3 separate regions of the Homo sapiens genome follow, and all the other regions are linked to region 2. Evidence: chromatin contacts called from ENCODE Hi-C or POLR2A ChIA-PET data. All regions are on one chromosome and are shown on one strand. The core of a region is the stretch at or near the end of the contact, and the rest is flanking DNA. Distances in the headings are between cores, read along the strand shown.

Region 1 (2,700 bases), core at 137-2,636, 50 kb after region 2:
GCGAGAAAAGAGAAGTGGGTTGCGAACTGGCGGGGTCCCACAGGTCTTGCTTCTCCTTCCAGAAGTTTGGGCTTAAGTTGCCAATGCCTGACAATGCGGGGGTAGGACCGTGGAGAGCAGGAGGGAGAAGGCGCTGGACAGGCCCGGGAAGGAGGGGTTGGCGGGTCCCCGCCGCAGCCAGGCCCTCCGGGGGCGCCCCGGGACACCTGCGGCCGAGGCGCGGCTCACCTTGAGATAGTCGTTCTCCGAGCGCAGCTCCTCCATCTCCCGCAGCAGCTCTTCTTCCTCCGCCGCTGGCACGAGCCGAGACTGCTCGCCCAGGCTGGGCTCCTTGGGGGTCCCGGGGACTGGTCGCTCCGGTGGCGAGCGCCCCCGGACATCCTCCGCCACGCCGGGCCCCGCGAAACCCCCCGAAACCCCGCTCGGGATGCTCCGGCCCCCGGGACAGGCGCCCGCGGCGAGGGGCGCGGCGAGGAGCGCTGGGGGCTCGGGGCTGCCCGGCGGCGCTCCTCGGGCTGCGGGGCTCGGCGTCGGCGCTCCTCGTGGGGGTTCACGGTCGCTGGAGCCCGTGCCGGATTCGGCGTCGCTGCTGGCGGCAGGGAGCAGGCGCTGCTCGTCGGACAGGGGTTCGGAGGGGCAGTCAGAGAGGTCGGAGCTGCTGTCCGTGTGGCTGATGCGCGAGCAGCGGGCCGGGGACCCGGCCACCGAGGTCACCGCGAGGGTCACGGCAGGGATCCGGGCGGCCGGGGTCGGGGGGCCGACGGTGCGGGCGGGTGGCGCCCGGGAGCCGCGCTTGGCTTTGCGGCCCTTGGCAGCGGCAGACGGCGGCTCGGCTCCGGGAGGCTTCCCAGCCCGGGACAGCGGCTCCGCGGGCGCCACGCGCGCCGCCCTCCTGCTTCCCAGGGCAGCCTTGGCACCGCCCGCCGCTCTGGCCCCGGCGCCCGGCGGGGGCTTGTCCTTCGCGCCCGGGACGCCGCCACTGCGCCGAGAGAGGCGGCCGGGCGCGGCCAGGGACCCCGGCGAGGGCGGCGCTTTGCCCGCGAGGTTGGGCGAGCGCGGGGCGGCGGGAGCCGGGGCTCGGCCCGAGGAGGGGACGGCCGGGCCGGGCGCGGCGGGCCGGGCGTGCAGGTCCTTGAGGAAGGGTCTGGCGGGCGAGGGCGCACGGTGCAGCCGCCGCCTTTCGGCCACCGGGTGGAGGTGGTGGTGGCGGTGGTGCTGGCCGGGCGGCTGCAGCTTCGCGTCCGGGGCACCTCCGCCCGCGGGGCCGTTCAGTGTCTCCATGGCCGGGTCCGCCGGCAGCAGCTCAGGCAGCAGATGCTCCGGACGACGACGGCGGCGGCGGCGGCGGCGGCGGCGTGCAGCCTCCCCGCGCGCTCTCTCATCACTGTCCCAGCCCCGCCCGGGCTGCGCCCCGCGCTCCCGCCGTCCCCGCCCCCCGCACCCCGGCCCCGAGGATTCCCGCGGGGCTCGCCGCCGCCGCGCTCGCCCCTCGCTGAGGTCACCGCGGATCGAGTTCTCCCGGCTCAGCAGCGCGGCGGCTCCCGGCCGCTCGCATCCCCGGACCTCGCGCTCCGGGCTCGCGGTCACCGGTGCCGCGGCGGCGCTGGCGGCGCGCGCCCGGCTCCCGCGTCCCGCTCCCCGCCCACCGCCGGCCCGCTGCTGCCCGTGCCCGCCCCCGCCGCTCCCGGCTGAGAGAAGCCGCACGCGCGCGCCCCACCTCCCCGCCGCCCAGCGCCCTCGCCCAGGCCCGTGCGCATGCCCCGCCTCCAGCCAGCCGGCGCCGTGCAGGGGAGGGGCGAGGGAAGGGGCGGGGGCTTGCGCTCCCCGGGGGGCGGGCGCCCGGCAGGGGCGGGACCTGCGCGCCCTTGGGAGCAGGCGCAGGCTGGATCCATGGGGCCTCGCTGCCCGGGGACCCTCCTTGCTTTTTGAGGCCCTAGAGACGCTGCCAGGAGCTAGGGAGGAAGGGAAGAGGCGGAGGTGAAGTGGTGGCAAGGGGCGGCGCCGGCCACTTGGGGAAGGCGTGTGCCGCGGCTGACAACACCCCTCTCATGCCTCTCCATCCACCGCCCGCCTCCCCGAGGCCAGTCACCTCCCTCGCTGTCCTCTCCAAGCTGTGCCCCTGGTCCCCGAGCTCCTTTAAGGATCGCTGGTACCCGACGCAGCTCTCGCGTCTAAACGGCACGGCGGGCGCTCCACAGTTGGCACCCCCGTGGCCTCGGGAGCTCAGGAGGAGCTGCTGCCCAAACAGGAGGAGCCCTCGCCAAACCTGGGGGTCAGAAAGGGAACTCACATTTATAGTTCCGGCTGCGAGCCAGGCCTGCTGGCCACTTACTGAGCAGTGTTTTATTTAAGCCTCACCACAGTCCCAGATTGGAATTGCTGTCTTCGGTGAAGACTAGGGCACCGGCGCTGGGAGGTGAAGTCACTTGCCTGCGATGCCTCACCCAGTCCCTAGCTGAGCGGGTTTAAACCCAGGTCTTCAGGATTCCGAGTCCTGCAGGCTTTCCGCTCAGAGCCCGGAGCCCGGCCACCGGTTCTACCACTTGAGTCTCCCATGCGCAAGGCACTAGACCTTTCTGAGCCCCAGTTCCCTCGCCTGTATCATTAAAACGTACTGCCACCTGAGCATGTGTGAAGATTTAGCAAATACCAGAACACACCGTGCAAACTGTAAAGTACAGTTCACATACCATTGGGTGC
Region 2 (2,700 bases), core at 168-2,667:
AGTGGGAGAGCCAGAATTTCTCATTCTCAGGTACTCTTTCCAAAGAGGCACAGGCAGTCTCCTGCCTTCTTATATGAAAATGACAGAATGCAGGTCAACATCTTCCTTGTGTCTGGGGTCCTCTTACCAGTCTTTGGGGACCCTACCTTGTAGCTCTCTGGCTGACAGTTCCACGGTGCTAATGCTGCTCCCCTCACTCATCACTAGGGTGTCTGCAGTGCCCTTTGCTTTGCAAGTGTCACATCCACCAGGGACTGGGGCCTTAGACAACGACAGCCACTAGGAGATAGAAATCCAGCTAACTTCACAGGGAAGGGCTCTAAGAGGAGACCTTGCCCACTAAATATATTCCTTGGGATTCACTGCAACTTCTTTGGGAATTCAGAGGCTTTTTGAAGCACCCTGCGGTTTGGCCACATCCCAGATGCTCAGAACTGACAATGGCTGGATTCTGGACCTCACTGCATAAAGAGATAAAAACACTCCTATTTTTCCTTTCTTCCTCACCTTTAAAGGCTCTAAATTTTTCTTTTCTCCAACAAGTTTGCCTCTCTCCTTCAACATTCCTGAAACTCCACCTAAGTGAGAATTTGGATCTCTTGCCTTTGAGATATATATACATATATATACACATATATACACACACATATATACACACATATATATACACACATATATACATATATACACACATATACACACATATACACATATATACACATATATACACATATATACATATATACACATATATACACATATACACACATATATACATATATACACATATATACATATATACACATATATACATATATACACATATATATACACACACATATATATACACACATACATACACACACACACTTCTTTTTCATGGCTAAGGCTGAAATCTCACACTGTTCTGTAGTGGAAATGTGACATGGGTTAGAAGTCACCGCATGGTCTGACGACCTCCAGAAAGGCCCTGACCTACAAGAGAGACCCCAGTATGAACGTGTTAAATCTTGTGCATGGTTATTCTTTATTTTTTTAGAGAGGGTCTTGCTCTGTCTCCCAGGCTGGAGTGCAGTGGTGCGATCTTGGCCCACTGTAGCCTCAAATTCCTGCACTCAAGAAATCCTCCCACCTCAGCCTCCTGAGTAGCTGGGATTACAGGTGTGCACCACCACACCTAAGTAATGTTTTTGTTTATAGAGACAAGGTTTTGCTATGGTGACCAGGCTGGTTTTGAACTCCTGGGCTCCAGTGATCTTCCTGCCTTGGCCTCCCAAAGTGCAGGGATTACAGGCATGAGCCACCATGCCTGGCTAATAATTCTTACTCTGAATACAGACCTAACAAAATAGATGAAAAGAATCACATCTGTGTCATGCTTCATAACTTACTGTATAACCTCCAAAACCACATCCTCCTCCGTGCCCCACTCCCTGTGAACATTCTGTTGACTTGATTGGACTATATTCTCTGAAAGAGGATGATAGTCTGTCTTTTAAAGGTGGTTTAGACTCTAAAAATAGTCATGATCTGCCACAAAATAGGTCAGGTTCTCCTGGGGCCACCCGAGAGATGTCCTGGAACTCAGAAGCTGCATGGCCTCAGGAAGGTTTTCTGGGACAGACCTGGTCCCAGGGAGAGTGAGGAGAAGCGTGTGAGATGTCCCTGAAGTGCTCCTGGGAGAAATGACAGCTGGCTTGGTTCATCAGCATTTCATAAAGAGTAACACTCACACACGCTGCAAGACTGGGGCCAAAGAACGACCTCGCCACCACCCAATCCCTTGTTAAACTCCAACCTGTTGAGGAGAAAATCAAGGACTAAACACGGTGCTTTGTGCTGATGTGGTCATTTTCATTTCAAACCAATCCCGGTTAAAACAACAAAAGCAACAAACGACATCCCAAATAGCACCTGCGACCTTGGCAGGAGAAGGCCTAGGTCCTGCCCCTCGTCCTGTCACGCGTGTGACCTTGGGCAAGTCCTTTGGTGGCGCTGAGCCACAGTCGTCCTATGCATTAAGAAGTTACCATTTAACTCAGAGTGGCAGCAAGAGCAGCCGTGGCACGGGGGCATTTGGTGCAACAGGCGGTGTTACTCAAATGTGCTGTGTCGCTAACATAGCCACTTTCACAAAAAAGTGACCGAAGCACTCCCAGATATTATCAGTGATTCAAGATAACCCCTGCAGGACCAAACGCACCAGGCTGCTCACATCAGGGGCTCTCTGATGCCACCAGGTAAAAAGGACCAGGGAGTCAGGGCAGAGCTGGAGACTCTCAGGTGTACTCCACCTGCAAGCTATGTTCTTCCCATCAAAAAGATTGAAGAGCTAAGCCCTCTTTCCACTAATACTTACTTCATACATCAGAGAGACAGGGACCAAGAAATGGAGAACAAGAGAGAATATAAAACAGAATTGGGAAGAAAAAGGCAACATTAGATAGCAGGCATTTTGCAGAACTGCACGCATCTATACTAAAGCTACTAGGAACCTGGGTGGCTATGGCTGCAAAAATACAAATTTAAAACTCTGCATCTATCATAAGATTCCATCAAAATCTTACAAAACGACTTGGTTCCCTTTTCTCTCTGACATTACTGGTATCTCATTACCAGGCACTTGATGGATTTACTTTGCTTGTTTCCTGTAATGCTGTCTCATCATTCTAACATGTTATAAAGCCAAGGGCAAGAACT
Region 3 (2,700 bases), core at 64-2,563, 39 kb before region 2:
CTTCAGGAAAACCGTGTCTTGGAAGTGCGGCTTACCACTGACTTGAATCCGGTGTAAGCAGATTCCACTTCCCCTCTGTACATGAGCTGGGCACTCAAACGCACATTACAGTTGTAAAGGAGAAAACAAGTGGAAATCCTTCCCCTCTACTTCCTGAGCCCCCTGACTCCCCACAGCCCCGACAGAAGAGAACCCCAGCTGGTGGAGAGCACAGCAGGCTGGGTGGAAGGAATTCTTCCGAATATGCAGGCCTCAACTGCATACAACAGCCAGGAAACAGAAAAGTGAGTCTGATAGCCTATTTCCATGCTGAAAGACTTGACATTCCTATTAGATGTGCATATCTCTTAGGAAAAGAAAAGTGTCACTGAAAAAGAAATATCTGGCATCTCCACATTAAATTCCTGTTTTTTAAACACCCCCGGTATAGACACTTTTTCAAGCAACAATTATTGTGTATCAATACTAAAAAGTAAGCGTGAATAAAATATCACTTTGCACATAAGGCACAAGAATAACATCTATAAATATTTATAGTAGCTAAAGTGATACTATGGGATCAAAGCTTTGTGTTCCATAGGCCAATAAAAGGTTCGAATGCCAGCCTTAAGGTTATCAGCTGTCCTCTCTTAACACTCTCTCTTATGCCAAAAACCAAGTAAGGGATTTGTTTTTCTCCTTAAAGTACTAGATTAATTCTCAGAGGCCATGGGAATAGAACCACAGCTGCCCGAGGCCAATGTGCTAAAGGCCAGTGAAGAGTCAGAGGCAGCTCTGGAAAGGTCCATAGGTCTAGACAACGACTTGCGTGGCCGCTCACCTAATACCTGACCTTTACTGTAGTTTTGGCTGAAATAACAGAAAACAGGTGATTTTATTCATCATCTCAGCAGCCCTCAGCATTCCACCGATTCTCCCCTGTGGACACAAGGGCAGCCTAGCGTACCAGACACCCAGCATCTGCAATTTCCTATTGATAAGGCAACGTGGTCTTTTTTTGGGTGGGGGAAGTGTATTTAACATTTCACACTGAAGATGTAACGGTCATGGGATCTTTTGCACCATCTGGTCTGAGTTAGGTACATGACAATAAAAGAGGCAGTTAATCTATAACAAAGATCAGTAATTAAAAAGAAGGGAGGTCTGGTCTCTGGTCTCTTAGTCATTTACAGAACAAGAACAATGAGGAACAGAGTTCACCTATAATCTAAGAAACAAAACTGCAAACATGTTCATGACTCAGTCTCCAGGACTTAACTTTGCCCTTGACATAATCAATTTAGAGAGTCCTGTAGTTTTATTTTCTTTTACATGTCTTAGCCAACTGACTCATGCTGGGCAAGCTTCACTGGCCTCAGGGGCAATGTGAAGGTAACGTGAGACCCTTCCCCGCCTGGCTGTGGAGAGGCGCTGAGACACCCGGACCCGCACCACGGGAGGCAGCATCAGCAGCACCGCGCCTAGGCCCTCCTGGAGAGCCTTCTTTTCTCTCCCTCACATCTCCACTGCCCTTTCCAGTTCCTTCTGTTCCATGGCTCCATGAACTTCCTAATTCTCAGAGCTCAGTCTTCTGCCCCCTGGGTACCTTGGGGGACACTTTCCCTTCCCTTCTGAACAAGCCTGGAGGACATCTCCTACCATCCGAAGCCTCTTCCGCAATACTCCTTCATCATTAACCCACATACTAGAAACACGTGGGCCATGGACACTGTGCTAGCAGCATCTTCAGTGATAAACTCACTTTTCAAACAATTTTTGGTGCCATGCAAACATTTTTTTAATTACTTAGGAATCTATCTTTCAAGTAATATGGAATTATTTTCCTCTGATAATAAGATGTGCAACTTGACCCCTAAATGAAACACTTAAAAAGAGTCATACATGTAGTGGTAGAAGTTGGCAGAAAGTATTTACATCTTGGCATTCGGCCCTGCCTTCCCTAAGCTGCAAGGTGCAGAGAAGGAGCTCACTCCCTTAATCAGTTTGTGACCCATTTAAATCACATGGCCTCAGTCAACATGGGGGCTTATGTGTAGCACACATTCCTTGCCAAAATAAGTTCTTAGATATACCAGGACCTTATTTGGATAGGATATGCATTTTAAAACACCAACGTGCTCTATTCAAGATCAACCGCTTTGCTTTGTTTCGTTTTAAAGACATAGCTATCTTTCAAGAACAAATACACGGGGGAAGAGCAGCTGCAGCAATTCTGAACCTAGAGATCTGTTCACAACTTAATTAGATTTGGGGTGGCCGGGATTGGGCTGTTCTCATGGATGTCCAGGGCGACGAGTGCCCACATCTGCAAATCCCTTCTACTCGGAACTCTGGGGAAGGATTTGCAGATAAAAGATAATTAGCCAGTACCAGGTTATTCGAGAGTAACAGAGGTTAATGAGGCCACAGCTCAAGTTGCGGCAGTTTTCCGAAGGCAATGGTTTAGGGTGAGGTTGCTGATTTTTCTATCGGAAAATTCACCCAACATCAGCAGAGGTGACAGACACACTTTTCTGTCCAGTTGCATTTAGGCCCTTACTTGATGTTAGGCTGGTATTGCTGCAGGAAAGTTTAGATTAGGTATGAGGAAGACCTTGCTGAGACCACAGTGTAGATGCTGAAAAGCATGTGCCAGAGCAGAAAAGCAGAGTTATCTTTAGGGGTGTCTGAGAGGGGACAGCTTGACTGGGTGACCTTTCC

The links. A loop is a pair of places that touch in the nucleus more often than their neighbours do. ChIA-PET counts read pairs that join two places held with the same protein, here RNA polymerase II (POLR2A). Pooled maps may share reads with other maps.
Region 1: a map of OCI-LY7 shows a loop between it and region 2 (4-fold over the local background). The contact joins the promoter of MTCL1 here to the enhancer-like site in region 2. A Hi-C loop is called at or near these places in 18 of 168 maps with a recorded cell type or tissue (CD4-positive, alpha-beta T cell, CD4-positive, alpha-beta memory T cell, CD8-positive, alpha-beta T cell and 13 more), 1 of 37 single-sample maps with no recorded cell type and 18 of 50 pooled maps. POLR2A ChIA-PET finds 5 or more read pairs at or near these places in 7 of 52 experiments (AG04450, CD8-positive, alpha-beta T cell, OCI-LY7 and 4 more).
Region 3: a pooled map shows a loop between it and region 2 (8-fold over the local background). The contact joins two enhancer-like sites. A Hi-C loop is called at or near these places in 8 of 168 maps with a recorded cell type or tissue (Calu3, HCT116, IMR-90 and 5 more) and 4 of 50 pooled maps. POLR2A ChIA-PET finds 5 or more read pairs at or near these places in 11 of 52 experiments (AG04449, AG04450, BJ and 8 more).

What each region holds. Positions count from the first base shown.
Region 1 is chr18:8,704,242-8,706,941 of GRCh38, reverse strand. MTCL1 (microtubule crosslinking factor 1) reads right to left here and starts at 1,386. Exons shown (of 15, transcript NM_001395333.1): 1 at 229-1,386. The coding sequence starts at 1,281. The region is part of intron 1 of GACAT2 (gastric cancer associated transcript 2); the gene reads left to right. RefSeq lists silencers at 1,162-1,221, 1,602-2,041.
Region 2 is chr18:8,754,473-8,757,172 of GRCh38, reverse strand. The region is part of intron 3 of MTCL1 (microtubule crosslinking factor 1); the gene reads right to left. Among named protein-coding and RNA genes, the nearest start is that of GACAT2, 48 kb to the right of the region's middle. Within about 2 kb of position 1,417, at least 3 of the 41 ENCODE cell types and tissues checked have a DNase peak (open chromatin) inside an H3K27ac peak, as active enhancers do; they include OCI-LY7 and PC-3, where a contact is called at or near this core.
Region 3 is chr18:8,793,249-8,795,948 of GRCh38, reverse strand. The region is part of intron 7 of MTCL1 (microtubule crosslinking factor 1); the gene reads right to left. Among named protein-coding and RNA genes, the nearest start is that of GACAT2, 87 kb to the right of the region's middle. Within about 2 kb of position 1,313, at least 7 of the 41 ENCODE cell types and tissues checked have a DNase peak (open chromatin) inside an H3K27ac peak, as active enhancers do; they include PC-3, where a contact is called at or near this core.